Regions from separate parts of the Homo sapiens genome. Here region 2 is linked to region 1. A link is an interaction called in ENCODE POLR2A ChIA-PET data of the cell type or tissue named here. Cell type or tissue: MCF 10A. All regions are shown on one strand. Each heading gives the region's core, and the rest is flanking DNA. Links, peaks and the distances in the headings are about the cores only.

What was found. Peaks named below come from ENCODE experiments on the same cell type or tissue, not always from the same donor. Only the 100,000 strongest peaks of a DNase experiment are listed, where the experiment ranks them.
Region 2: POLR2A ChIA-PET joins it to region 1 with 5 read pairs; 1 of 35 experiments calls an interaction of 5 or more read pairs at or near these places.

The regions. Positions count from the first base shown.
Region 1 is chr1:158,034,564-158,049,666 of GRCh38, reverse strand. All of the region lies in intron 1 of KIRREL1 (kirre like nephrin family adhesion molecule 1), which reads right to left. Among named protein-coding and RNA genes, the nearest start is that of KIRREL1-IT1, 17 kb to the right of the region's middle. RefSeq lists an enhancer at 3,547-4,079. In MCF 10A, for the core only: a CTCF peak has its summit at 13,500 (motif pointing right); DNase peaks (open chromatin) are centred at 11,676 and 13,506.
Region 2 is chr1:159,475,137-159,490,239 of GRCh38, reverse strand. It overlaps LINC02819 (long intergenic non-protein coding RNA 2819), which reads right to left. Exons shown (of 4, transcript XR_922189.4): 3 at 7,256-7,336; 4 at 211-283. Among named protein-coding and RNA genes, the nearest start is that of LINC02819, 17 kb to the right of the region's middle. In MCF 10A, for the core only: no CTCF peak of the experiment used is centred there; a DNase peak (open chromatin) is centred at 6,539.

The DNA of each region.
Region 1 (15,103 bases), core at 7,104-15,103:
TTCCCCTGTCACCAGCCTGCTTCTCTTAAGTCCATTCCCAACAAAGTTGCCAGAATGATCTTTCTGAAACACAAATCTAATGATAACATTGCCCTATGAAAAACCTTTCAATGGCTCTCCATTGACTTCAGATGAAGTTCAAATTCGGTTAGACCCTGGTCAACGTGCACTTTACCTTCTAGAAATCCCAGACTCTCAGAGGCGTGTGCACACGCCAAACCATCCTCTCAGTGCGGGTGCACCCCCTCAGGATGCTCCTGTGCTCCCGTCACTTGACTCACTCCTCTCCATCCATCAAGACACAGTTCCAGCTTAGGGCCCCAGAACCTCCCTTAAACCCTCAGTCTGAGCCAAGGGCCCTGCCTGAATTCCCATAGTACTTGTGCATCCTCTAACTCTGTGAAGCTCTGAACTATAAGCTCCTTGAAGATAGGCACTACTTTTTAAATTCATTTTTATACTGACCAAGGATGTCTGGCTCCTAGTAAACACTCAACTTACATTTGCAGAATTGAACTGAATCCAAAAGTTAATTGCCTCATTTTCTACTTCCCACACCACCTTCTACAAATACCTTATTCGTTCTGTCTCCACACTTGCAAATGCAAGTTTTTCTTCTTTAGTGCAACCCAAATGCTCCCTCTTCCAGAAAGCCTTTCCCGATAAGCCCCACCTGACTGCTTCTCTGGACTCTCTGAGCTCAGTTTGTACTACCTCCCTTAGCATCTCCACCTTACCTTTCAATTCTCTCTCAGAAGTGAGCTCAACTCCTACCAAATTGGACTGCTTGTTATTGTTCAAACACTTTAAATACTTTACACTCTCTCGGTCAATGTCATCCTATTTCCTACTCTCGCAATTTCCCCTCAGCTGGAGGGCAAGGACTTTACTTCACTCCTGCTGCAGCATCCAGACATGTATTTACTGTAACAGGTGCTCAACTTCAGTTGTTAATGGCCTGCCTTGAACCGCTGACTTGTATGTTTTATGCTATTTTTGTATGTGTGCAAAAGTATGCGTTCCCTTTTCCTTCGTAGGTGTTTCACTTCACCTCCCTGTGTCCCAATTTGGATGACATCTCCACGGTCTCTTCCAACTTTGATGTTCTGTAATTCTGTAGCTGTGAGTTCACTGTGGGCAAGGACTAGATCTATTTCTTCCCCCACAGCTTCAGCACACTGCTGGCTCAAAACAATCATGCTGAAAAAACGCCTTTCCTAGTCTTGTTTCTCTCCTCCTTTCCTTCTTAAGGGAAGCAGTGGAGCACAGCAGCTAAGCATGGCCACTTGGTAACCAGCTCTGCTACTCAACCTGGAGCAACCTGCTTTAGTGCTCTGTGCCTCAGTTTCCTCAATTGTAAAATGGAGATAACATAAATAATTCTTCATAGGTAGTAAGCCTGATGTAAGTTTTAATAATCACTATTATTCTTGCCCTATCCTTCTTCCTTCCATCCTTCTTATTTACAGTGTTTAGATATCCAACTCCCCTAATTTTTTGGACGCAATAGGTCTCACCAACATCAGAGGAACCCAGGGACTGCTGGCCTAGAAAGTATGAAGACTCTAACAATTTTAGACCACGATGAGGTCCAGAGATCTTCTTAAAGTAAGAGAATGTGATGTAAGATCAGGCAAAAGAGAAAGGTTGGAACCAGAGAGAAAGAGCAGGGGAGAAAGCCCCAGGCAGAGGGTGGAAAAGTTTCTGGCTTCATCAGAGCAGATTCTTTTGCAGAAACCAGACTGGGGAAAGCTTCAAGAAATCAGGAGAAGGGGCATGAGGTTAGGAAATGTTTCAGCTGAGACCCAAATCCTGGCCCCAAAGTACTTTTGTGCATGGGTCAGAGAAGGGAGACGGCAAATTATAGTCAGCATTTCACAGCTCTGGGAGGGTGTGTTCATTGGACCAGGGACTCATGAACCGGGTTCTGGCCCCAGCTCCATCTTTATAATAATGAAGTGACCTTAGGCAAGGCTCACTGCTCTGAGCCTTGGTTAACCCAACTAGAAAACAGGGACAACAGAATGATCCTGGCAGGCTGTGGGGAGGATTAGAAGTTCTCTGTAAATGATAAAGCACCGCCCATATATCAGGTATCATTTTTATGAAGGCTGCATCTACATGGCCTAGCCATCCAGAAAATGGACCTGATAACTGAGGTTCAAGTGCCTTTTTAAGTCTCATTTATTTAGGCCAAATAGGCTCTCGGTTATCAGAAGGTGGAATATCCTCAGCCAACAATGATGACTTCTCCACCCAGCCTGACCTTCCCCTGAACCCCCATTCCCCACCCCAGTCAGACACAGGGGCCTTGTCAGCACTTTCCACATGGCACAATCATTGTTTGTCTGTGTTGCTCTCTTCCATTAGCCAGAAAGGGCTGAATCTTCATCATGACGACCCCTGGTGCCTAGGCCAGTGTCAGACATGCAGCAGGCATTCAATACTGACTTCCTGAATGAGCAAATACATGGATGCACAAAATTCTTATTTAGGCTGTGCTACAATCCTCCTCTTTGTAGCTTGTAGCCATTGGTCCTAGTTCTTCTCTATGGAGTCACATAAAATGAATCTAATTCTCTTCCATATGACACTCCTTTAAGCACGTGAGGAGAGTTATGACATATCCCTGGAGTCTCCTCTTCTCATGACCAAACATCCCTAGTTTCTTAACCTGTTGTTTCCACAGGCATCTGCATACAAAGGGGCTGCATTCTCTCCTCTCTTAAAACCTCTCTGTTGACCCTGTGCCCAGCAACCCCCTCCATGCTCTGCTCTCCTTTATAGCAAAAGCACTGAAGCATAGTAGTACACACAATCCTTCTCCTCCCATTCACTCATGAACTCACACCAGAACTTTTAGTGCTGAGTTACCAATGACCTACAAGTTGCTAAATCCAACACTGGCCCTCATCTTCGTCCTCATCTTGCTTAATGGATCAGCACACTTGTTACAGATGATCCCTCCCTCCTCAAAGACCTTCCCCACCTGGTCTTGCAGGACCCCACAGTCTTTTGGGTTTCCTCCTCCTCTCTTGCCTGCTCCACAACCTCCTCCTCCTCTTCTTGTTGAAGGGTCCTGACTGGCCCTCCCCTCCCTCTTGGTTCGCTCCCTTGTTAAATTCAACCAGTTGCACAGCTTTAAACATCATCTCTAACTTGATGTTCTATCCCAGCTCAGACCTTTCCCTCCAGCTGCAGTGGCATCGCTCAAACTTCTTACTGGACACCCCCACTTGGCTGTCTCATTGGCCTCTCATACTTAATGTGTCCAAAACTGAGCTCCCGATCTTCCACCCCCAAACTTGGTCTTCTCAGTCAAAGCCAGCTTCATTCCTCCAGGTCCGTAAGACAAAGCCTCAATGTCATCTTTGACTGATCTTTCCCTCTCACCCTTCGTCCAATCCATAAGGAAGTCCTGCTGGTTCTCATTTCCCAATAATCCCAGAAATGGACCACTTTTTGTGGACTCTAGGCATGCCAATGGTGCCCAAGCTATCATCTTGTGCCTGGATTACTGCAGTAGCTGCTTAATGGGTCTCTCTGCTCCTGCCCTTCCTTCACACCATCTATTCTTGACACAGTACCCAAAGCAATTCTGTTAAAACATGAATTATACCATGTCACTCCTGTGCTCAAAATCTACCAGTGACTTCCCATTTCATTCAAAGTAAAAGCCTAAGTCCTGTGATTCCTTCAAGGCTCTGGTCCAATAAGGAAGAATTTTTCTGGCCTTGGTCCACATTCCTGGGACAGAAGTTTTAAACTCGTGGAACTTCCCAAGTGATAAGAATGTCTTTGTTATTCATTGCACACTGGGGTTTATGCTAATGAGGTGACTCTGGATTGGGGCTGAGGATGCTGGAAAGATCAACCACGTGATTAGAAGGTTAGGGCACTGAGCCACATGACACCAGCTTCCAGAGAGGAGAGGGAGGTTGGAGACTGAATTCAATCACATGCCAAAATGATTTGATAATAAAACTACAATAAAAACTCTGGACTCCTAGAGTCATGGAACCTCCTGGTTGGTACACACATTGATGTGCAGGGTGGGTGAAACGTCTTGATTCCACAGGGAGAGGGCACGGAAGCTCCATGCTTGGGACCCTCTCACAGCTGGTCCTGTGTGTCTCTTCATTTGGTTCATCCAGATTTATATCCTGTGTAATAAAACTGTAATAGTATAGCACTTTCCTGAGTCCTGAGAGTCATTCTGTCAAATTATTGATCCCAAAGGGGTTGTGGGAACCACTGAATTTGTAGTTACTTGGTCAGAAGTCCAGGTGGCCTGGGGACTCCCAAATTTGAAGCTGACATCTGAAACGAGGGCAGTCCTTGTTGGGGACTGTGCCCTTACCTAACCTGTGGATTCTGGGCGTTCCCACAGCCCCTAGAACTCATGGTAATGGGGTACCCAGCCTAGGGGAAGGTATGGCAGTGTTGTAGCCCCTCATGATTTGTGCACATGTGCAGGCACACTCCTCACTTCTATCACCAGTTCCCCTGCTCACCTCCCTCCATCCACACTGGCTTTTCCTCAAACACACCAGGTGCATTTTCCCCTCAGGACCTCTGCCTCTGCTGTTCCCTCTGCCTGGAATGCTTCTTCCCCTTAATGTGCCTACTCCCTGAACTCCTTCACATCTTTTCTTGTTATCACCTTCTGAGTAAGTTCTTTACTCACTGCACTACTTAAAATTGGACCACTGCCCCACCAGACTCCGGATTCCCCTTCCCTTGCTTAATTATTTTCCATTTTATCAATATCCAACTAACTAATATTTTACCTATTAATTAGCTTATTGTCCCTCTCTCTGACAGAAGCCATATAAGGTCCATGAGGGTAGAGATTTTCTTTTTTCTTTGTGTTAATTGCTGTATCCTCAGCACTTGGAAAAAGGGCCTGGCACTTTGGGATGAGCGGATCACTTGAGGCCAGGAGTTCGAGACCAGCCTGGCCAACATGGCTAAACCCCATCTCTACTAAAAATGCGAAAATTAGCTGGGCATGGTGGCGCATGCCTGTAATCCTATTTACTCAGGAGGCTGAGGTATGAGAATCGCTTGAATCCGGGAGACAAAGGTTGCAGTAAGCCGAGTTCGTGCCACTGCACTCCAGCCTGGGTGACAGAGCAAGACTGTCTCAAAACAAACAAACAAACAAGCAAACAAACAAAAAATGCCTAATACTTTAAAAACATTGAATAAATAAATAAATCTGTTATAATTTTTGGAAGCTTCACCACTGTCCTCCATTAGGGAAGTCCAGTTTGTCCGCTTCTCATTAAAGTGAGTGTCCAGAGAGGATGGAAGCTCTCTCTGGGCATGGACCTCCCAGTCAGTACAGATGACTGTCCCCTCCCAGATGCAGGACCTTGCATTAAGCCTGACCTGGCTCTGGAGGCAGACAGAAGGGGGCTCACCTCCTTCTGCCACTTTTTTACAGCTGCCTTTTATGTAATGCTTCTTACATCTGGCACCCACCATGCCTTGCAGAGATTGCTTTTTTTCACAAAGGCAGGGGCCATGTCCAGCTGCTCACTTTTGCAGACCTGGCATGCAGCACAGTCCCTGGTATGCGGTTGGCATCCAGTTCACATCTAAAAGAATGAATGAATGTCCAAAACACCGAGCTTGTTCTTTTATGTGGATTGCCTCACTGAATCCTCAACATCTACCATTAAGATACCTATTATTAACCCCATTTTACAGATGGAAATGTGGAGGCTAAGAGAAATTAAGTAATTTGCCTAATGTCACAAAGCTAGTAATTTGCAGGGTGAAGCTGGAAAAATAGGGTTAAACATGGGGTCCTTTGTGGCGTCAAAGCATCTCTCACAGAGATGCTGCTGTTCACGGCTCCCTGCCATGGCACAGCCCACCACTGCCGCACCCCCACCCCCAGTGTCTCATTGTGCCCCAGGAAGGCACATTTTCTTCTGTTTTCCTCTTTCCCCCTAAGCAGGGGCCCAAGAAAGCAGAGGCCTTCTCCACAGCCCCTAGAACTCATGGTAATGGGGTACCCAGCCTAGGGGAAGGTAATGGGGAGATATGGCCACTGGGTGGAGAGGAAAGGCGTTTATTTAGGGAGTCCTGTCAGACTTCCCAAGCTGTCCCTCAAACTCCCCTGAACTATCAGTGTTCCCAGACACAGAGGCCTTTATCCCCTGAAAGGGAGCAGCCAGGCAGAAAGACAAAGACCATATCTGATCCCGCCTGGGGTGGAGGCCACAGGTTGGGGGAAGGGAGGCGTGCAGCCGGGCCAAGAGAGGGCTGAGCACATCTGAGCAGGAATGGAGGAGGGGTGGGGTCAGGATTCTTACGCCACTCTTTCCATAAGGGGGGAATGAGGTGCTGGCTGGGGCAAAAATATCCCATGCCTATGTCACCATTTTCAGTTTTCAGGAGCTTTCCATCCACTCTCTTTTCCCATCTGTAGCCTCTCCCAGTGTGGATCTCACAGTCCACTCTGCAAGCAGCTTCTCCCTCTCTCCAGCACTGCTTCCTCGCAGTAGGTGTTGGAGTGCCCCCACCCTCATGATGAAGGGCAAAGCTAATCTTTTTTTTTTTTTTTTTGAGATGGAGTCTCGCTCTGTTGCCCAGGCTGGAGTGCAGTGGTGCAATCTCCGCTCACTGCAAGCTCCGTCTCCCAGGTTCACACCATTCTCCTGCCTCAGCCTCCCCAGTAGCTGGGACTACAGGTGCCTGCCACCACGCCCGGCTAATTTTTTTGTATTTTTTTTTTTTTTTTTTTAGTAGAGACGGGGTTTCACCGTGTTAGCCAGGATGGTCTCGATCTCCTGACCTCATGATCCTCCCACCTTGGCCTCCCAAAGTGCTTGGATTACAGGAGTGAGCCACCGTGCCCAGCCGGCAAAGCTAATTTATAAGGCATAGTAATAACATCACAGAGGGTGCAGCAGGTGGTTAAGAGCACAGGCCAGAGAACAGCCAATCTGCATCCATTTTCTCATCTGCAAAACTGGGGAATAGTCGTACCTACCTCAGGTTGTTGTGAAGGTTTTAATGAGGCAACATGCATCTGTAAAGTACATAGACCAGTGCCTGGCTTCTGTAAACACTAGCTAGTGTTACAGCAGTGTGGAGCTCTGCTTCCATAATCTCACCTCATCTCATAATAGCTCTGCAAGGGAGGGACTGGTATCCCATATTACGCATGTGGAAACTGAGGCTCAGGTAACAGAGAATGAGGTAATAGCATAACCAAAGAAGCAAATACTTTTGGGCTCATGTTAAAGATTCTTCCAAATATCTTAGCTGCCTCCCAGTGAAAACTGAAGCAATAGGAGGGCACAAAGGTCACTCTCAACTGGTGCCGGGAGCATCTAGGCCGGGCCCCCCTTACCTGCACGTTCACCTGGAAACCTTATTTAGTTACCAGGTCTGAGTCACACACACACACACACACACACACACACACACACACACACCCTGGAGAAGACCCACACGACGCAGCTACTCATGGCCCTGGGCCCACCTCCATTCTGGTGTTGGAGGAGCTCTCTTCCTCTCTTGTCCCTCCCTCCAAGCCTCCTGTGACATCGAGAGCTCTGGAAGTGCTCGGGCAATGTAACAGTGTTCTCTGAACAAGTTCTCTGAGCTCCAGAAGTGCTCAGGCAATGTAGCAAGTTCTCTGAGTTCCTGTGAAGGCCCTTGAACTTCTGAGGTCCAATTTGTTCCTCTCACCTCCTTCCCCAGAAAGAAATCTCTGAACCAGACCAACTGCCTAACCCTCCTCGCCATCTCTAGCTCACCAAATCCATGCCCTTCCACTCCATCCAAGTCAACCTGCTGCCTGCAATGATGAAAGTTAATGTCCTAGCATCAGCCTAGGGTTTTAGAGTACCAAGCACCCCCATTCTCCCACCGCACAAACCAGAGGGGAGACTTGTTCACCATCACGCACACAGTAGGTAAGGGAGCTGAGATTTGAACCTGGTTCTTTTGGGAGAGGACTGAGATAGGAATCTCAAGAGAGAGGTGGGAAAGCCCAAGCGAGGGTGGAGAGAAGTGATTCCCTCTGGGTTAGGTTCTAAGATAAGGAGAAGTGAGGCTCAGAGGGCAGGGGTCCCTCAGGTTTCTGGTCATTCCCATTAGCTGCTCTGCTGGTTTTCCTTTCTCCTTAGACACTCAAGCCTCAGCACCTTCAGAGGGACTGTTATGAGCCTGGATCCCTTCCTCTCCCTTAATCCTTATCTCAAATCTATTGTCAATTCCAACTCCAGAATACTTTTTGAATTAAATGATTCCCCTCCTGAATTGTCTCTCCCTTGGTTCAAACCTATCTTTCTCTCCTGGATAACTTCAAGACCAGGACCACCTTACGAAGTTGTCTGTGAGTGGCACACGGGAGTTGTGAGATGTATGCACACCTATGCGGATAAATGAGTGGCCTGTCCACAGCATCTTTTATTAGCTGACCCTCCCCAAGGCCTCTACAGGACCTGTTCTCCCCTCTAGCACAACTTACCACAGTTTATTGTGTTCCCTATTTATCTGTCTATCCCAGGGATCCTATTCAATTCATCTTTGTATTCCAAATGCTCAGTGGAGTGCCTGGCACATAATAGCTGCTCAATAAACATTTGTTGCTTGACTGGTTGTAGTTTCTCCTGGATGCACATCTACCTGCTCTCTCTCCTCTGTTCCATTCCTACTTCCACACATGCCCAGCTCCCCCTACCCCTAGAGTTATCCTAAAACACAAGATTGATTCACATCACTTACTGCTTACAAACCTCCATTATTTCCTTGTTGTTGATAATAAAGTTCAAAATCCTTAGCTGGTCACCCAAGGCCCTTCATAACCAGGTTCCCAACTTCTTTTCCATCTTATCTTCAGCCCCCCACCAACCACCATCTTAGCACACGCTCCAGCCCTCCTCCTCTGAATAGACCAGCCTTTTCATTACTAGGGTTGATATTAAGGAAATGCCTGTTCCCATTTTCTGAAATGTTTTTCCCCTCCATTTTCACCTGAAAACTGCTCTGTGTTATAAAATCAAGCTCAAAAACCACCTCCACTGTGAAGCCCTCCTAACTTGCCTAGGCAAAGTGAGTAACTCCTTTTGTATTCTCCTAGACAATGGAGAGGAAGAATCCATATTTATAGAGTGCTGACTATGCATTATCTAATTTAATTCTCCCTCACAACAATCTTGGAAGATAGATGTTATCATTCCATCAAACCTTTGCTGGAGTAGGTATAAAAACAATAAAACCTGGGGTCAGAATTTCAACCCTGGTCTGTCTGACTCTAAAGTCACAGTTTTTTTCTTTTCCATGTCTCTGACCTCTATTATGGGACTTGCTTGCTATGCTTTATGGCATTTCTCAGCCCACATGTCTCTTTCCCCAGTTAGATGTATGGTCAGAGGCTGGTTCTTACTTATATCTACATCCTGGAGGTCAAGCCCAGGAATGGTCTTACATAAGGGTCTCAATAACTGTGGTTAATTGAACAAACAAGTGAGTGAATGCATGAGTGAATGAATGAATGAACAAACTGAGGATTATGTTATGCCCCTAGACATGAGCAATAATGAAGGAAAGCAACAATTTGTGCAAAGGAAAAATACGCAAGGGAGGCCCAGTCTCATGCTTTCCACTGGAGAACCCCTTGTGCATCAACTCTCTCCTCTCCTCAGAGCTCTGCTTTATGAGTAGATCAACAGCCCACAAGGAGATGGCATGGTTGCCAAAAAACAAAAAACCAAACACATCAAAACAAACTGAAAAACATAACAACAACGCCCAGAGGTGGCAAGAGCAGTTCCCTATAAAGAACAAGACAGACAAGCTCTCTCCCTTCTGGGACCTCCCTCTGAGACCAACACACCAACACAGGTAGCAACATCTAGGCCATTTGGAAAGAAGACCTAGAAATAGACAATCAATACATGACCAGACTGTATTTACATCACAGGCCTGATAGGAGACATGAAGGAGTGGGGAGGAAAAGGAAAGAACTGAGCTCAAGCAAAGAGGTCCCTGCAGGACAGTAGGTTCAGGAACAATTGGCATGATTGGGGAAAAAGCTGGCTTGATGAGTAAGTGTGGGGTGGGAGGTTCTAGACATACGGTAATGTGAGTGCAGGCGCATCCCGGCTCTGGTCACCCCAGCTTGCCCAGCTCTCACATCCCGCTCAGCCTTTGCTGCTTTTGTGTCCTCCAGCTTGAGACTCGAGCCAATACCACTAATTGTTTTCTCTACTGGCCAAATGGTGGGAATGAGGGGCCATAAAGGAAGCAAACAGCACATGCCATGCATCCAGCAATTTTACTGTTGGCAATTTGATACAGAAAAATAAAATGAGGACAGAGCTGCAGGGTCAGTAAAGGGAAGTACATTTCCAAGTGATTTTCCCTTTTACTGCTGAGCAGTCAGGGCTCCTCTTCGTGGACAATTCTATGGCAAGCAAGACATAGGCATTGTCAGCAAAGTCCAGGCATTTATGATGCAAAATCATAGGCAGGCTGGGCCTGGGAAGGGGTGGTGCTGAAATGGCAGAGCCTCAGTGTTGGAAAGGATAATGGCGGTCACCTTGTCCAACCTTCCTCTCAATCAGAAGTCTCCGGTCCAGCGTGCCCAGCATGTGGTCAGCCTGGCTCTTCCTGAACCCTCTCGGGCTGCAGGGCTTACTGCCTCATGAAGCAGCCCTCTCTATCTGCTGACAGCTACAGCTATTAAAAAGCTGTTCTTTATAGTCTGTGGAACTCTGCCTTTCTGTATCGTTCACATCCATTCATCCTCGTTTAGCCCTCTGGAGCCAATCAATGTTTATTGAAGACCTACTACGTACCACTCTTCTGGATTCTGAAGTTACAGCCGTGAACAAAACAAAGCCCCTAGTGGGCAAGTCTACTGTTTCTTTGACATGACACAGAATTTTTCACGTCTCCTCAGACCCTTTGGAACCCTATTTTTGTTCAGTCGTCAGTTTGTGAGATCTCCCAGGGCTAAGAATAATCACTCCTACCACACACTAGGAAGCATTCCTTAAAAGAGGAAGAGAATGGCTAGACACAGTAGATCACGTCTGTAATCTCAGTGTTTTGGGGGGGCCAAGGCAAGAATCACTTGAGGCCAGGAGTTTAAGACCAGCCCAGACAACATAAAGAGACCCTGCCTCCAAAAAAAAAAAAAAAAAAAAAAAAGAGGAAGAGCCACCTGTAAAAGGACTGGAAGACACCAGATTTTTTCATGCCACTCTGCTTCATCTTTAACATCATAACACTCATTCACAGTCCATATGTTCTTGTTTACTTGCTATTGTCCTCTGCCCCCTCCCACCACCACTGACTGACCCCCTGCAGCTGTGAGAGCAAAGCCTCATTACAGTGACCCCTACCAGGTCCCCAGGGACCAGAGCAGTGCGGGGCACAGAGTGGAAGACTCAATAAACATTTGCTGAATTGAGAACTAAACGGATGAATGCACAGGACTCAGCTCACACATGAGGAGAACGGATGGAGTCACCACACGGACCTCTATTCCTCCAGCAGGAAGAAATAGCTGGCCTTCCTCCCTCATCAGCCAGGCAGATGGGTGGCAGGCCTGAGACGAGCTCCCCAGGAAGGTCGTGGGCACAGAGCCAGACCCTAACTTAGCTAGAGCCATTGAGCCGCTGGCAGGCTGGTCCTGCCCCGAGTCTAGCTGACACTGGGCCTGGGGGTGTTTCCTGGTGAGGAAATAGTTATGAGTCGCAGGAAGTCCATCAGCCAGGCACCCTGGGCTCAGCCCAGTGCCCTGAGGGCCAAAATCTGCAATGGGCAGTAAGGAATCTGGGGAGGAAAGGAGACAGGTCCCCACTCTAAAGACCATGTTCCTAGGACACTCAGGACAACAAGCCAACTGCTACCTGGAAACCCCAAAGTGAGGCTGCAAGAGCCTGGGTGCAGTGTGTACGAGCAACTGGAGACCTGTGAGCTTAATCAGAGGATGCTTGCTGGAGGAGGGAGCTACAATCAGGGTTTGGAAGGAGAGATGGGACTTGATAGCTAATAATAATTAAAATAATGGTCATTTATTGAACACGTATATAAGCCAGGCATGCTGCTAACCATTTTATAGACATTGATTCACTTAATGCTCACGACCCCTGAGAAGTAGGTGTGATTGACCCCTTCCTTTTTTTTTTTTTTTTTTTTTTTGCCAGAGTCTTGCTTTGTCGCCAGGCTGGAGTGCAGTGGCGCAATCTCAGCTTACTGCAACCTCTGCCTCGCAGGTTCAAGTGATTCTCCTGCGTCAGCCTCCCGAGCAGCTGGGACTACAGGCATGTGCCACCACGCCCAGCTAATTTTTGTATTTTTAGTAGAGACAGGATTTCACCATATTGGCCAGGCTGATCTTGAAGTCCTGACCTTGTGATCCACCAGCCTCAGCCTCCCAAAGTGCTGGGATTATGGGCGTGAGCCACGGCGCCCGGCCGATTGACCCCTTTCAACAAGCCCAGAGGGATGAAGCAACTAGGCCAAGGTCCAGTGCTAGTCGTGGCAGCAGTGGGACTAGAACCCAGGTGTCCAGGACTCCAAATCTGGACTCGCTGCTGCATGACACCCATGGGCCCACAGCAGCCTCTGGGATTTCTTTAACATAGGAGAACCAAAGGAGACACGGGAGGCCCTGAAGGGCCCAGCTGAGACTGTCCCATCTCAGGCTCCATCGAAGTCCAAGACTCCGGGTGGTTCACTCCAGACCTGCCCGCCAAGGCTCCTCTGGCTGATTAAAGCCCACAGCCCAGCTATCGGCCGTCCTCACTCCTGTCTAACGGCCCTCATTCATCTGCTCTCCCAGTCTTTCTTCTCCAGACAGCTTGCTGTCCACCCCAAACTGCCCTCTCTATCCCCTACTTCAGGCCAGAAAAGATGAAAACCATAAGCATCAGGAGGCCTCAGGTATAATCCAGCCCAAGCCCTTCACTGTAGACTGGAGGACATCAGACCCAGTGAGCTGACCGAGACTGCACCAAGCATCGCGGTCCATGGATGTTTATCTCCTCCATCAAGCGCCTCTCTTTCCCGGGTTGTGACTGCTTTGAGAGAACTTACACCATCCTCCTCCGTGAACCTTGCCGCTCTCCTTGAAGGTCCTGCCAAAACCTGGAAAGGTCTAGAAGCCCTCTCGAATTGCTCTCATTCTCCATGTCCTTTCCGCATTTGTAAATACAGGTTACATAGTGGACTGCTTTCTGTTACCTAAGCATCATGCATGTCCCCTTATTACTCAGTCTGCAAAAAAGCTGCATATTCTCCACGTTAGTTTAGCTCCCTAAGCCACCTAAACTGTCTATCACTGCCCAGCACCTCCAGCTGATCTGTCCAATTGGTGCTACAAGTTCGTTGCAGTATTTATCTGAATAAGTTACAACCAGAAAATAAGTCTGGAACAGTAATAAATAAAGAAATGAATAAATGAATAAATAAATGGAAATTCTGTATTCTAATTCTGTGCTCCAGGGGGCGCCATTTGCACCGTAGTCTACTTGCATTGTAATGTCAAGGCCCAAGGTCCCTTCTATATCAAAACACAAACAAACTACAACACTTTTAGTAATCCCCAGTATCCCTGGGTTTTGACTGTTGGTTTAGGAAAAGTATCTGTCCACACTCTGGTTCTCTGCATTTGTTGAGAATTGAAGGATGATGGTAAACTCTGTCAATGCATAAATCCACCCCTGGAAATACCAGTTCCCCCTGGCTCTGTGTAGTTCTGTAGGGCTCTGTAGGTTTCTGGGACTTTGGGGTAGTAAAATGCCTTTCTAAGGGGCAAAGGTATGTTCCTCCCAAATTATTGACACTACTGCTACTAGGACATAGACTGTGGCTAAAATCACCCAAACATCCAATCACTGTTATTAACCACATGGTCTCCACATAGCAGGGGCATGGCCTGTCTCCATCAAAGTGGTTCTTTAAAGCCCCGACAGATCATGGACTGGTAAAAAAAATACTAGGATTTGGGGTCAGACAGGCCTGGGTTTGAATCCCAGCTCCACCTTCACTTCTCTGAGCCTTAACACCTCATCCAGAACATAGGGTGAGTAATTCTTATTTAACAGGGCTCCATGAGAATTAAAATAAATAGGTCAACAGTAAGTAGAATATCTAGCAGTGTCTTGTGCAGAATAGGTGCTCATTATATATGAATTGTCTCCCCCTTGATTTCTCTCCTTTCTTTGTATTTACCCTTCTACTGTTCAGGGCAAGGTCTTGTCATTATCCTGATACCCTGGACCCTCTGCTGATGGAGGAAAGATGCCAGAGATGGGGAAAAAACTCTGCAGTCCTTGCTGTCAGGCTCCATGAGGGCAGTCGCAACTTTACATCAGCATACAGCATCTGGACCTCACTTCTCTACTACACTCGCTGCCTGGGGCCCTAGTCCCAAGGGGGCTGTTCTAAACAGGTTTCCTTCCAAAAGATAAAAGAAACTGACGGATGGTAAGTAATTGATCTCTTAAAAGAGGCAGAGAGGGAGCCTGAATAGCTACCTAGCCAGGGGGCAAAGGGAATGGCTCCTACCAGTTCCTGCTTCAATTCCCAGATTCCAAGATAAAATACATACCCAAAGAGGTGGAAGAAAAGGAGGTAAGAAAAACAGAACAATGGCAAAAATAAATACACACACATATACACACATGAACACACACACAACCAGTTCAGTAAAGATGTTTGTTAAATAGAAAATATAGAGAGAATTTAAAAATTTTTTTTCTAGCTTGCCTCAATTTCTTCAATAAAAAAAGTACACATTTATATCTGGTAGCATGAGAAATAAACGTGTGATTTTTCAGTAATAACTAGACGGCCCCACATTATCCAAAAATATGTCTACCCTAGCTACCGAAGTTGTGGATCACCAGGGTCTCCCGTCCCTCAACCCCTATTGCCTAAGTAACTGCGCTAAGATGGAATTAGCAAGAAATAACAATCCCTTATGTTTTATGAACAGCTTACAATTCAAAAATCACTTTTATATTCATTTAACTTCTTCAGCCACAAAAAACTCAGCCCTAGGAAGCTGAATCTCAGTTTCATATCTTTCTTAAGGTCTCACAGCTGGCGAGAGGAGATTCTG
Region 2 (15,103 bases), core at 3,062-11,061, 1.4 Mb before region 1:
GTTAACCAATGACTAGAGACCTGGCAGGAAGCAATCAGCTATAGACAATAAAGAATTTGTATTTTCTCTGCGTATCTGAACTTGTAGTATGAGTGAATTTAGTGACCACTCAATAGGACTTGAATCAACAGTTCAAGCTTCTCTCTTCTTTTCTGTATCCCTAAAAATTATCAGGTTTTGATATCCAGTAGCATTCAACATTGCCTGCATCATTCATCTTGTCTTCAGCAGAAGTGTCACTGACAAAGCTGGTCCCCCAAAAGATAGAGTCTTTCCTTGTTTCCTGTCATGAAGCCAATATACAAAACGAAAAGTGAGCATCAAGCAGAGCAAATTTTATTCGATGGCCATAGAATTCAGATGTGGGGGCATGGCTCACAAATCAATTTCTCCACTAGTGAAGGGTGAGAGGGCTAAAATATAATATTTCTTTAATGAATGTTTATTTAATGACATTACAAGTAAGGGGAGAAATATTCATGTGTTTTCCAAAAATGGGCCGTGAACTCCCTGGAACCAGAGTTCTCCCTTCCTTTTTGTCGTTTTATGGCTTCTGGTCATTGCCATGGCGATTGTCAACAGTCACAGCACTGATAGGAGTGTCATTTAGCATGGAAATGAGATTATAATGAAACCTGAGGTTTTTTTGAAGTTGATCTCTCTTGGTTATAACCAGTTTCAGCTGGTCTGGCTATAAAGGAAAATTTTTATTGCAGGTATTCTTTTTCTTAAAGATCAGCAAAGTTAGGGCAGAGTAGAAATTCAGCTATGTCACACAGGCATTACGCTGGGTAACAGAAGGATATCAGTCCAGAGTTCCACTGTAGCCATTGGGAGCCATCTCTACCATATCTATCTACCCATTTCAGAAAGAATCTAACTTTCTCTTAACAGGTTGTGTTAGATGACTTAGTTATATAAACAACATCCCCAGGGGCTATCATCAGAAAGATGAATGGGTGGTGCAGAGGTGATTTTTTTCAGTGCTTTGAAACTATTTTGTATGATTATATAATGGTGGATATATGTCTCTGTAAACTTGTCAAAACCCATAGTCTGTACAACACACAAAGAGGATGCTAATGAGAATTTTAGACTTTGGTTGATAATGATGTATCAATGTTGGTTCATGGATTGTAACTGGTGCTGGATATTGATGGTTGGGGAGGCTGTATGTGGGAGTGGGGAGAGGGTATGTGAGAACTTTCTGTACTTTCTGCTCAACTTTGTTGTGAACCTACGACTGTTCTAAAAAATAAAGTCTATTCAACTCAATTTTAAAATTCAAAAAACAAAATAAAATAAAATATCCATCCTCTCTTGTCTTCTTCAGCAAATCTTGTGGATACTGAAAGAATAGCCAGTGTCCCAAAACACATTAGAAGATGCTCAGCATCTAATCAGGGAAGTGCAAGTCAAACAGTATTGGGATATCATTTTTGCCTCAAGTTACAGAAGTTTAGAACTCTTCAGCCCTTCCAAGAATATGGAGAAATGGGGATTCATATATTGGTGATATCACTGTGAAAGGCTACAAATATTGTAAAGTTACTTGGAACACTGTTATAAAATTAAAAAAAATACCCATTGACTCATAAATCACTAAGTCTAACAACCTAATAGGTCCCAGTATGTAAAAGTATATTTAAAAGAATGATCGTCACACTATGTTTTAATTGTAAATATGTAAAACAACCATTAACAGGAGAATGGTTGAATAAATTATACTCCATATTTACTATGGAATATTATGCAGCTACATAAAATGAGTTAAACCTGTGTGTATTAATCTGAAGTGACAGTTATAGCATATTCTAAGTGAAAAATGCATATTGCAGAGTAATGCGTGTGGTTTAGTCTTGGTAAACATAAAGAAACAAAGGGAAATAGGTATCTTTATATTTGTTAATGCAGAAAGATAAGGGGTAAAAGGGTAGAGAATAAACCGTTAACACTGATTACTTTGGGAATGAGGAAAAGTGAAGAGACTGTTGACTTTCTTTATATGCTGACAGTTGTTTTATTGTTCAAACAAGTAGGTACTGCTTTTGTAGCTTGAAAGCAAAATTCAATAAATTGTAGAGGGAATAAATACAACAAAAGAGATGCTGTGGATGGTATGGCCTCAGGGTCAAACATCTATAGTCCATCAGACTTTTTACATTGCCAAGAGTGACTGCCTCTTAGTACAGCTCCTGTGCATTACTATACTAAGAAATTCATCTCTTTTCTGTGCTTTGAGGGATGTTATAAAAATATAAACCTTCTGCACTCTGTGCAAGGTACATGACTTGCTGCAGGATGAGAAGTCTATTAGTCAAGGTTCAGTAAGTAGGTGAAGAGAAAGATCTCTACTCCCACCCCATCCCATCCCCGTCCTGTTCCTAAATTGGTATGCATCCAGCTTAAGAAGAATGTAGGGGGTAATGGGTCATGCCCCCAAAAAGGAGTTAAAGGGATGAGAAAATTTTCCTACTTAAAAAGGTTCTAGCATTCTATAGCACTGTAGGATGACTGAAGTTAGCAATAATATATTATGTAGTTTCAAATAGCTAGAAGGATATTGAATGTACCCAACACAAGGAAATGATAAATGTTTGAGATGATGCATATGCTAATTACCCTCTATATATGTATCACAACATCACTATATACTCCACAATGTGTACAATTATTACATGCCAATTATAGTTATTTTAAAAAAATAAAAAAGTATGTCCAGTCTAACATCAAAGCTCAAACATAATGTATTAACCATCTACTTATGCATAACAAATTACTTCAAAACTTACCAGCTCACCTTCCTGTGACCATGTGTTCTCATTGTTCAATTTCCACCTATGAGTGAGAACACGCGGTGTTTGGTTTTTTGTCCTTGTGATAGTTTGCTGAGAATGATGACCTGCACGTTGTGCACATGTACCCTAAAACTTAAAGTATAATTTAAAAAAAATTACCAGCTCATACAGTTTCTGTGGGTCAGGACACTGGGAGTGACTTTGCTGGTTGGTTCTGGATCAGAGCCTCTCATGAGTCAAGGTATTTTCTTGGGCTCATCAGAAGACTCAACTGGGGCTGGAGGACCAGCATTCAAGGGGGTCACTCACATGGCTAGTGAGTTAGAGCTGGTTGTTGTCGAAAGACCTTAAGTTCTCCCATGTGTGCCCTCTTTCAGGGCTGCTTAGTGTCCTTAGAGATAGGACAGTTGGCGTCTCCCAGAGCTACTGATCCTAGGAAGAAAGCAAGGATAATGCCACAGTGCCTTTTATGACCTAGCCTCAGAAGTCACATGCAGTCCCTATTGTACATTCTACTCCATTAGTGGCAAGTCACTAAGCAAAGGTCACACTCAAGGAGAGAGGAGTTAGGCTCCATTATTTGAAGCGAAGAGTATGTGAGAGTGTGTAAACATTAAGCTACAACCACCACACAATACTCATTGGTACCCTGCTGTTTTCTAGCTTTCAGGAATTCCTAAAAATTTCAGGTCCACTGAAGACATTCTTTTTCTCCAGAGGTTTGTGAAGTATTTTCTTAACAGCTTTTCTTTAACTTCATTGAGCTGTGGTGATCTAGGTTCTCCATTCCTTTTTTTAGGTCCTGTATTTACTTCCATTTATACAAGACCAGAACTCCACAAATTTTTGTAAAGACTTTTACTCATAGTTTTCCCCCCAAATCATGTATTTATTAATGCAACCATCCCAGGAGTCCATTGGAACTAATTCCATCATGACCTATATCCCTGTACTCATCAGCCACCATACAACCAATAGTGGCTGACTATAGAGCACTTACTCTATACCTGACACTGTCTGAATGGCTTGACACATATTCACATCAAATACACCAAGTCACCCCTCTCGATTGAGGTCTTCATTCACAGTCTAAATTGCTCTTTCTCCACTTCCAGTTGCCAAATCGTTTCCCTAGAGGATCCATGGCCCATCACTGGCAAGGTCCCTAATATCTTTGTCTCTTCTCTTGAATGTTTCCTTCACCTTTGTGTTCACACTGAAACCTGGCACTCCCTTGAAGCTCTGTCTCTATTGTGGCCCCTCATAGAGTAGATATTTTCTGTCCTGGGGATAGGGTAGCTCTTTGCTCCTTACTGCTGCTTCCAGTCCATTTCTCTCCATCCTCCTTAAAAATTTTTCAGCTTTGAAACTCCTGCTATCAGACTCCACTACTGGAACTGTCTCTCCCTTTTTTTTTTTTGAGGTGGAGTCTTGCTCCGTCCCCCAGGCTGGAGTGCAGTGGCGCTATCTCAGCTCACTGCAAGCTCCGCCTCCTGGGTTTGCGCCATTCTCCTGCCTCAGCCTCCCGAGTAGCTGGGACTACAGGCGCCCCCCACCACGCTCAGCTAATTTTTTTTTGTATTTTTAGTAGAGACGGGGTTTCACCGTGTTAGCCAGGATGGTCTTGATCTCCTGACCTCGTGATCCACCCGTCTCAGTCTCCCAAAGTGCTGAGATTACAGGGGTGAGCCACTGCGCCCGGTCCTTTTTTTTTTTTTCTTTTTTTTTTTTGGTCATTTAAAGACACTTCTGGTTACTCCCTTTACTTCCTTGAATATTTTAATTCCTACATTACTATCACTCTCTGTAATGCTATTATCATAATTCTTAGTGATTTTAATAACCATGTAGACTATCCTGTCAAAACCTTGGTGTTTCTGTTTTGTCTTATCCTCCGATAATTTTTGTTCTTACTCTAGCTCAGCCACATATTTCTATGTCTTATGCTAGATCTGTCCATTATCAAAAACTATATCCCCTCTGTTAATCACTATGTCCATCACTGCCTATATTTCCAGCTCTCTCCTTTTAGTATCTGAGGGAACAAATCTTTGACCTAAATAGCACTTTGTTGATCCTAACACTGTTTCTTACTCTTCTCCTGTCCTAGCTTCTCTTCTTACCCACCTTAGATTCCATGGTCCCTTTTTATAATCACTCTCTGGCAGAGTATCAGCTAATTTCTCTTTCCTTTGCATTTACCTAAAAAATCTCCAACCCTAGTTAAATCCAACTTTCAACCTACTTTGCCACGGAAACAAACAGTAGACAGTTGGAGAACAACACAAAGACCCTTTCATTCCACTCTGTGTTAAAGACACTGTGGGTTCAAGTATTGCTAGGCAACCTTATCATATTTTTCTAGTCCAAATTTGTTGCACATTAGAATATCCTGGGGAAGCTTTCAAAATAATCCTAATGTCCTGGTTATGCCCCAGACCATTTGAATCACAATATCGAGCTGGTAAATCAAGGCATCATTTAAAAAAATATATCCCCAGGTGATTTCAATGTGTAGCCACATTTGAGAACCACTGCCCTTCCAGATGACTCAGTTTCGTACATACTGGCTTTTTTTTTTTTTTTCTTTTTCTGTTCCTCCTGCATGCACAGTACAGTACTGCCACAAGGTCTTTGAAATGATTCTCTGCTTCTTCTGGAATGCTTTTTGACCATGAAGTTGCATGATTGACTCCTTCATTTCTTCAAGTTTCTGCTGCAAAGTCATTCATTAGTAATGTCTTCCTGAACTATCTCATATAAAATAGAAACCCTGCTCTTAGCACTCCTTACCTCCCTTGCCTGACTTTTCCTCTTTAGCATTTCTTGCCATCTGAAATATTATGTATTTATTTGTTAAACATTTATTGTCTCTCCATAACTACTAGAATAATAGCAGAGAACTTGTCCATTTTGTTTCTTGAATATTAACAAATATGCACAGTAAATTTATTTAGTGATGGATCAATAGGTGCTTAATAAATATATCTAAAACGGCTATGCAGCAAAAACTTCCAAGGATCTTATTTTCATCTAATTTTTGTGTTCAGGATAACTGTTTTTTTATGCAATAAATGCACTTTATAATTCTGATCAAAGGCTGGGTTGGGCCTTCAGTTTGGGATATTGAGAGCTTAGATTCTTTGAGAGCCATGAAGTCCCTAGATCTTATACATGAGTATTGCTGGGATGATAGAAAGAGATACCAACAACAATATAAGCAAATAGGAAATGTTACAGTTTCAAGGTGGTAGTGTTGTGTTTTGAGCAACAAAAAGAATATAGCACTAGAAGGAGAACCAGTTTTTACTCAAGATTAAGGCCCAGAGGGACAACAGACCAGTGCTTGCCACTGCAACATACATAGAAAGTAAGTTTTGTTGGTGAGCTGATGGGGTGGAAAGAGTGTCTGGAGAAGTGGGAGTGGCAGTAATTACAAGGGAGAGGGCTCAGTCTACTACACTTGATTTGGATACCAGTGGCGTTTTCCTTTCTGAGTTGGTAGCCGAGGAAGTATGCATTCAGCATAAGCTTTTAGAAGACGTAATACTAAAGAAAAGAGGATTTACAGGCTAATACTACATCATTTTTTAAAGCTATGGGCAGATCATATATATTAAGCGTAATGAACAAATCATCACAACAGATTAAAGATGAGTCTTTTTTTTTTTTTTTTTTGAGACAGGATCTTGCTGTGTTACTCATGCTGGAGTGCAGTGGTGCAATCTCAGCTCACTGAAACCTTCACGTCCCATGCTCAAACAATCCTCCCACCTCAGCTTCCCAAGTAGCTGGAACCACAGGCGTGCCACCACACCTGGCTAATTTTTTGTATTTTTGTAGAGATGGGGTTTCACTATGCTGCCCAGGCTGATCTCAAACTCCTGAGCTCAAGCAATCCACATGCCTGGACCTCCCAAAGTGCTGGGATTATAGGTGTGAGCCACTGTGCCCTGGCCAAGATGAGTCTTTAGTCAACATTTTTCAACTTTGCTCAAATTACCCTGATTTTTTGAGTAATAAACACAGGTAGTCCTTCCTAAGCACGGATTCTCCACGTGCAGTAATGATAAGTTTGAATCAATTTATAAATCTCTAGGGATAACAAATGTCATGTTTCTTTATTTTTCTAAATCAAAATTATATTACCAAGTTTCTGCTCATCAAAGCCCATGAGAATTTCAGCATCAGTTTCTTTTTCTCTACTGTATTATATTGGGATGATGGGCTTATGCAGCACAAGAAAATGTGGACAGGCTACATTTTGGAAAGTGATAAAGACTGTTCCATACTTAGGCCTGGGAATCAACTTGAAGTTTCCCAACCTCTGTGCCAGGTGAGTCACGGGGACTCTTGTTGGTTAGAAATTGTGGATAGAAATTTTATCCTTGTGGATAGAAATTATAATTTAAATATTTTCTATTTAACCATGATCAAAATCAAAAGCATGTACTCACGATGAAAAAGGCCAGAAAGAAAGATTCCTGTAGGGTCAGGCTCTTTGTATTTTCAACACGTAAAGCTTGTCATGTCTCCCCCTAGTAAAGTAAGTGAGAAGAGGTTGAAGAACTTTCACAATCTAGTGACATTGGGAGCACAAGGTACTAAGAGAACATGAAATTTAAATGCGTGAGGCTCTGTTTCTTGTTCCGTTTGTTAAGAAGAAGCAAGAAACTTTCCAAGATAGTCACAGGGTTTTCTGGAGCTATTTATCACAAGCTCCTCCTAGAAAAATTATTTCATTAAGTATACTCAAGCGTTATGTAATCACCCTGAGATGTAACCATCACTTGAAGAGTTACAAAACATATACTGTTCATTTTAGGTATAAAACATACATTATAGGAAACTGAATTTTTCATTAAAATTGCAAACGAACTAATCAGCTGTACGTTAGTCTGATTCATTACTCTGTAAATCATATAAGCTCTTCTTTTTCAGTGAAAGAAAAAATGTGTGTGGGAGAACTCATATCTTATGGTCTACTTCTTCTCCTTGATTCCACCACAAATAAAAGATGCCTTCACAGGTTCTAGTTTCATTATAATCTGCAAAATTATTCTTTTCACAGAGTTTAATCTCCATGGGCATTCATACGGCTGTTTTCCTCTGGGATCTTTCTGCTTGTGGGGTGCTGTGTTTGAAGAATGTGCAGATATTCATGAATCCATGACATGGAGCTCTTTCAAGTGACCCATCTTCTCCTGTTCCTCCTCTAGGAGAATGAACTCCCTTGAAACTGTGCCACCCACTTCCCCCCCAAAGCTACAGTCTCCAGCCATACCCACTTGGTGGCCTTTCTCGTTTTGAAGTGTATGGAAAAAATACAGTTTACTACTCTCCTGCAGTCAAAGAGCTTCCAAAGTAAGAAGTGGTAGAGAAGCATATAACATATTTGTTGGTGTTAATGAAGAAGCAAAAAAAAAGACATGTATTCTCTAATGAGGCCATAACAGAAAAAAGAAAACAATTAATTTCTCAATAATTTTTTCCAAAGAAATAAAATTTAGCAGTAAACTTAAGAATAATAATTATTCTTTAGCAGCATAGGTGTCAACAACTCAGCCTCAACACAGTCTTACAAACTGGGAGCTCCTTGAAGTCAAATGTTTTCTTCTCCTCATGTATCCTCAGCAGTGTGTCTCCCCAGCACTTACAAAGTGTTAAATAAAAGCTAGATGACCACACCTGAATCAAGTGAATACTGACCCTAGCCTTCTCGTACGGACTTTATAGCTTAAATATCCCAGGTTATAGTAATGTATTCTTTAGTTCTTATTCTCTACTTTCTTTTCATTCTCCGTATTTATTTATATTGTTAAGCATTGCATTAGTTTCCTGTGGCTGCTATAAAAAATGACCACAAACTTGGTGACTTGAAACAACAGAAATTTATTCTCTCACAGTTCTGGAGGCTAGAAGTCTAAAATCAAGACCTCCACAGAGCTGGTCAAGTCCATGGCTCTCTCCCATCTTTCTGTGTTTCCAGCAATCCTTGGTGTTTGTTGGCTTGCAGATGCATCACCCCAATCTCTGCCTCTGTTTTCACATTGACTTCTTTTCTGTGAAAATTATTTCATTAAGTATACTCAATTGTTCTCTCATGTTCTCCTCTTATGAGGACAACACTTGTCTTTGGGTTTAAGATCCACCCAATCCAGGATAATCTCATTTCAAGATCTTTAACTTAATTGTATTTGCAAAGACACTTTCAAAATAAGGTCACCTCCACAGGTTCCCGGTAGACATATCTTTTCAAGGCCAACATTCAACCTTACAATCATCTTTGCTTTTTAAAATTATGGGACCGTCTTCCTCCTTTTGACTTTGATGCACAAATCTTTCTATCTTTGCTCCATCTAGATCTACACAGATGTCTCTAAGATAAAATAACCCATCATAATTAATTCACTAGAAGTCAGGGGACCTGGGCTTTGCTTTTGAATTTTTCAGTTTTCATTACCAGACAATGTGATCTTTGGTACTATTAATCACTTTGAATCTTATTTTTCATGTTGGTTGCAAATGTAAAAATCAATTAGACCTAGCTTAAGAAAAAGAAAAATTCATTGTAAATTGTAGCAGCATCCCATAAAACTTAAGTGCAAGAATGTAGCCACACCTTAAGAAGACATTAGATGATGAAGTTGGGAAGTTTTAGCACTCTCTCTCACTTTTTTGTCTCCATTTCTGTCTGTAATCTATTTACTTCCTTTTTTTTCTGTTCAGATGGCTATTTTCCTCACAAAAACTACCAATTTAATGTTATAGTTTAATCTACATGGACAGTTTCTTTTCATCTTTCCCCACCACTTCCTGACTCTCCTGTTTCATTTTCTTCTCTACATTTTTACTTCCCAATTTCTACTTCTTTCCTAGTTCCAAATTCCTAAATGAGGGAATCAGAGTGATCTAACTGGGATTTGATAAACTTCTCTGATTCTACCAACTCTGATCAAAGATAGGGTCACATTACAAAGAGATAAATTTTGAGAATTAAACAATATGGATTCAGAGTAAAGGCAGTTACAGTGAAGAAAACATTTGGAGTTTGACAGGTTCACAAAAAATGTGTACCACATTTCTCTCCTATAAAATGGAGCTAACACTTTCTGCTATGCTCACTTTACAATTAAAAAAATTTTTTTGAGGGTCATAGCAGACATTGTGTTTAAGAACACATTGAATATTATTACACACTTGGAAGAATTGTTTTGAAGTTTTATAGTGCTAGATTTGGGTTCCGAACAAGTGGCAGACCTGATCTTGATGAAAGAAAGAAGATAATTCATCCAGTTGTGAAGTGGATAAAGGTTTTCTAAGAGCTCATCACCATGACTCCCAAAGTTTTGATTGTCTTCATAATGATGGGAAATCACAATTTCAGGAATAGGAACAAAGTTTTTGTGAGAGTTAGGAAGAATCCAGAGGTGCAAGGTGTAAGTGGTGATGTTTGTGTGTGGAGGTAATCCTTCCAAGTTTATCCAGACAACAATGGCAAGAGTAAGAACTGAACTTAAATACTGATGCACTTAGACATGGAAAATGCTGAACTTTATGTGTAATGATTTGTCAGTTATTTATTATATGATTATTTATTTTCTGACAGGTCATAAAAGCAGGATACATCATTGACAACAGAAGTAATTATCAGTTTTAGAATAAAAGCAAAAAGATTCTTAGGTTTCTTGGGGCACTATAATACAGTGTTGATGTTGGGAGGAGTAAAAGAAACAGGTATATCTTTTAACAGGTTGGTCAAAGAGGTTACATGTGTTTTTCAAGAAGGTTGTCAGTTGGAATTATTGTTGCTTCTGCCCTTATTCCAATGGGGCTGGTACAGCAATAGTGCCTACTTTTCCAGGCTTTGAAGCATGTCTGCATCAGGACAGGCCGACAGTCCTGGAAAGGGCACAGAGAGAAGCCTGGAGTGAGCTCCTGGAGTGAGGGAAGCCTGGACTGTACTTAGGGAGATTTGAGTTCTTATTCTCAGGATCTTCTTTCTGTCCCTCCTTTTACTGTTTCATTAAAACAAACAAACAAATGAGCAAACAAACGAAAAACCCCAGCTAGCCAAATTCCTGTAGTAGACCTGGTGGGAAAAGTCAAAGAGGTTATCCTAAGACTTTACATCTGCACCAGCTGAAGAAAATCTCAGACGGCACATGTGAACCAGGCCTGGTCATCAGACACTGGACTTTATTTGGGGACAAATGTATGCAATTTCCTGGAGTGTAATCTGTGCCGAACATGCCCTATTAAGAATTTATAGCAGGAGACAGCTGGCCAAAGATTTGGGGTCCTGGCTTTCTACTATCACTGCTAATATGAGGCACATAAGCAGGTGCTCACTAAATAATAAATTAATGAACAGTCTACTGAACATGTCCTTTTGCAATATGGCACTGAGAGTCATCTGTCTTATTTTATGAAGCATCAGTAGTTTCTGATTCATACTCTGTGAAAATGGCAGTGTTCCCCGGAGGCAGAAATGCACAATTTTTCCTTGGCAGTTGAGAACACCACTACATTGCTTGTCTTCAGTTACAAATGGAGAGATTAGTGTTGGCCATGAGAGCAGACTCTTCTTCCCCAAAGAGGGTCACAGGGCAACAGAGGTAGAATAAAGATACAGAGAGACATTTGGTTAAGAGGAGAGATTTGAAGGAACACATGTCAAAATGCCTTAATATTCCTGGTAAGGTAGGATACCAAGTCACTGACTAAGACTGGAATGAGTAGGGCTATAGTTGGTGATTTGGAAAAGCCACTGTGTTGAATGTGATATAAGGCAAAAACATACTCACTTTCTTCAGATATCTGTATATCTCATATTTCTGTGGTTTACTCAGGTCTCTACTCACATGTCGCTTTTTTACAGAAGTCTCACAAGCCCAGCCCATTAATAAAAATGCCTCTGGCCGGGCGCAGTGGCTGACGCCTGTAATCCCAGCACTTTGGGAGGCCGAGGCGGGCGGATCACAAGGTCAGGAGATCGAGACCATCCTGGCTAACACAGTGAAACCCTGTCTCTACTAAAAATGCAAAAAAATTAGCCAGGCGCGGTGGCAGGCGCCTGTAGTCCCAGCTATTCGCGAGGCAGAGGCAGGAAAATGGCGTGAACCCGGGAGGCGGAGCTTGCAGTGAGCCGACATCGCGCCACTGCACTCCAGCCTAGGCGACAGAGCCAGACTCCGTCTCAAAAAAAAAAAAAAAAAAAAAGCCTCTGTATTACCCTTGCTCTGTATTATTTTATTAAAAATAATGTGTGACATTATATTTGTATATTTATGAATTTGTTTATGATACTTCTCCCTACCAAGAAGAAACCTTCATGAAAAAAGGTAACACTTTGTTTCATCTGAGTCTTTCAGGAAACAGAATCTGAATTGGAGATAGGAGTGTGAAAGGTCTATTGTGGAGTGACCTATGAAAGCAAAAGGGAGGAAGCGAGAATAGGGAGTGTGTGTGATCAGGCTGTGCTGTAGATTTGACAAAGTCCCTCCCAACCCATTGGGGAACACTGGAGAGATGACGACTTAGTAAAGGAATCCCATATTGGTAGAAATGGCCTCCGTACCACAGTCTTGTTTAGTCATTGGCTGGGAGACCCCCAAAAGAATATGACCTTGAATCAAAAGCCCCCATGGACTTGGAGGTGTTAACATCTTGAGACTCTTATCTGTCCATACTCTTTGCGTATAGGTAACAAATTCTTTCTTGAAGAGGGAATCTGAATAGGTTATCTCCACACCTTTAATAGTCTACCTTTTATATGGCATGGATACATTTTCAATATACCTTCAGGCAGTACCTCTTTAAGGCTTCCACGAAGCCTTTCTTTCTGAAGAGAAACCTAGATGATGGAGATTAGTGGGAAAAACTGTAGCCTTCATCTTTGCAGTCTGTCTTGGGGCCACAGCTGATACTATTATTTTCTTCTTCATCTATTAATTCTAACTTCCCCCTCACTTTCAGCTCTTACTTCTAAAGTTCTCAGTGGCTTACTTGTGGTTTCACCGCAACCCTTGTTCCTGAGATGTCTGAGTCTAGTAATCCCATCCTTCACAGGTAGAGGTTATTGCACTTGAACATTCACAATCACAATTGTCAAGGAATTACCAAGAAGTATCTAATCTAAATGAATCACTGAGTTCCACAATTATTTCTTGGTGTCCCTACTGTGTAAAAACATCCCTACCTCTTCCTGCTGTCACAATTTCCTTTTCTTACCTGCTAGTCCTTGAATATAAAAAGTCCAAAACGCCCAGGTGGCAGTCATAGGTTGTAATTCAATGGCACCCTTGATGTGTCCCTGTGTAGGGTGGGCCTTTTGGGGGCACCAGGACCTTTAACATTGCAAGGCTCAGAATAAACAGACAGAAGGCACAAATTCTCCCAAAGGGACACAGAAATGATGGTAAGTGGGGATACTTCTGTTTTTACTTCTTGGACTTGGACCTATGCATTATTCCCACTAGTGACACAGCATCGTATAGACAGATGTCTCTGATCCAGTGTACATACTGTGTTTTGGAAGAAAGCACCTTATCTTTGCAAATGGTTTATTCCAAGCTGGTACTTCAGCTATGTCTTTAGCAGGTCATTCCAATATCCTCTCAGGCAGGCTGCTTCTAAATTATTCAGCTTGTGGTACAGTTAGTGGATACCATGGTCATGGGCCCACTCCTGCACCTCCTTTGCTGCAAGGTGGGTCCAATGGTTGGATGATTTATAGAGCAGGATTTCATGCTTGAGGATCTAGTAGTCTGTAAACCCCCAATAGAGGTGCAGATAGAGGATCTCCAGGCAGGAAAAGGAAACCATTACCTAGAGTAAGTTTCTGTCCTGTGAGGACAAACTGCTAACCCTTCCAGGAAGAAAGGAGCCCAATGTAGTCAACTTGCCAATAAATAGCTGGTTTGTCTCCTTGATAAATAGTGCTATACTTGGAGTACATTATTGGTCTCTGTTACTGGCAGTTGGATAATCAGAGGTGCTAGTAGTTATCAAAAGCTTAGTGAATGGCAATACATGCATAGCCTCTATCTCTGCCACTGTTGAAGATGTTCCTGTCAAATCAGGACTAAGTTGATCACTGATAAAAGCTGGCTAATATCAAGTGGCTGAGTCACTCCATCTACTTGATTGTTTGGTGATTCTTCTATGGTTGATGCTTCCTGGTAGTAACAAATGTGTGATACAAGGTTCACACTTCATGTCCACTCTCACATATACATCCACATGCCTCTATTTCAGACTTTCTTGTCTGCAGTCTTCCAATCCTTTTCCTTTTAGGTTCCTGACAAACAAGTCAGGCTATTTGTTATGCTTATGAGTCTACACATATTCTAATGTAGGGGCACTTCTCATTTAGCAAAAAGTAAATAATCAAGTGTACCATCCAAAGCCCCACCAGTTAGGAAAACTTTCCTTCTGCACCATCTTTGAAGGCTATCCTTGAGTGAGGCTATAATGCATCTATTTTTGACTTGTACCCACATATTGAGTTGATGCATCCACAAACCAAGCTAGTACATTTTCTTTATGCAGAAACTTCATAGTGAACTAGGGAAGGGTGATGCAGATACCACCCTGGCTGGTGACATGGAGATTTAGTTTACATGTTTATGCAACTTGCTTTTATGTTTTTGCCTTCTGGTCCTGCTTGTGCTGTCTCTGATGTATACTGTGGATCTTTTGAATAATTGTTACTGGGCCTATCTGACTTTACAGTTTTGAAGGTCAAGCAAGATCTACTTCATGAAGAAAAATTCTAAATGCATGATCACTGGTGTCCATTGTTGCCAAACATTCTATCTCTACTAGGGCCTCGTAGCTTGCCAGGGGCTGATTTTCCAAAAGTTTGTGATTCTCTGCTCTACAAGGCATAACCCTGCTACAGAACCTCAAAGACTCACGTTGTGATTCTTCCTCTAGAGCTTGCCATATGTTCTACACTACTTATTTTTCTACCATTGACAGCTACAACAAAATAAGGTCTGCTAAATCATATAGCCCAAGTGACAGGTCTAATTGCACTACAACCTGTATCTGCTGCAGAACTCCTTCTGTTCCAAGTCCTACTCAAAGTTGCAAGGCTATCATGTAATATAAAAGCTAGAGCATTACACCTAGTTTGTGGACTTACTGCCTCCAGAATGAAAAGGGGCCTACCAAGTATTGTGCTTCCTTTTTTTGTGGTATGGGATGTGAGATGCACCAACTTGTTTTATTTGGAGGGAGTGTCGTAGCATACCTCTGACCACAGGATTTCTGAAACCAAAATGACAAATTTCTGAGTG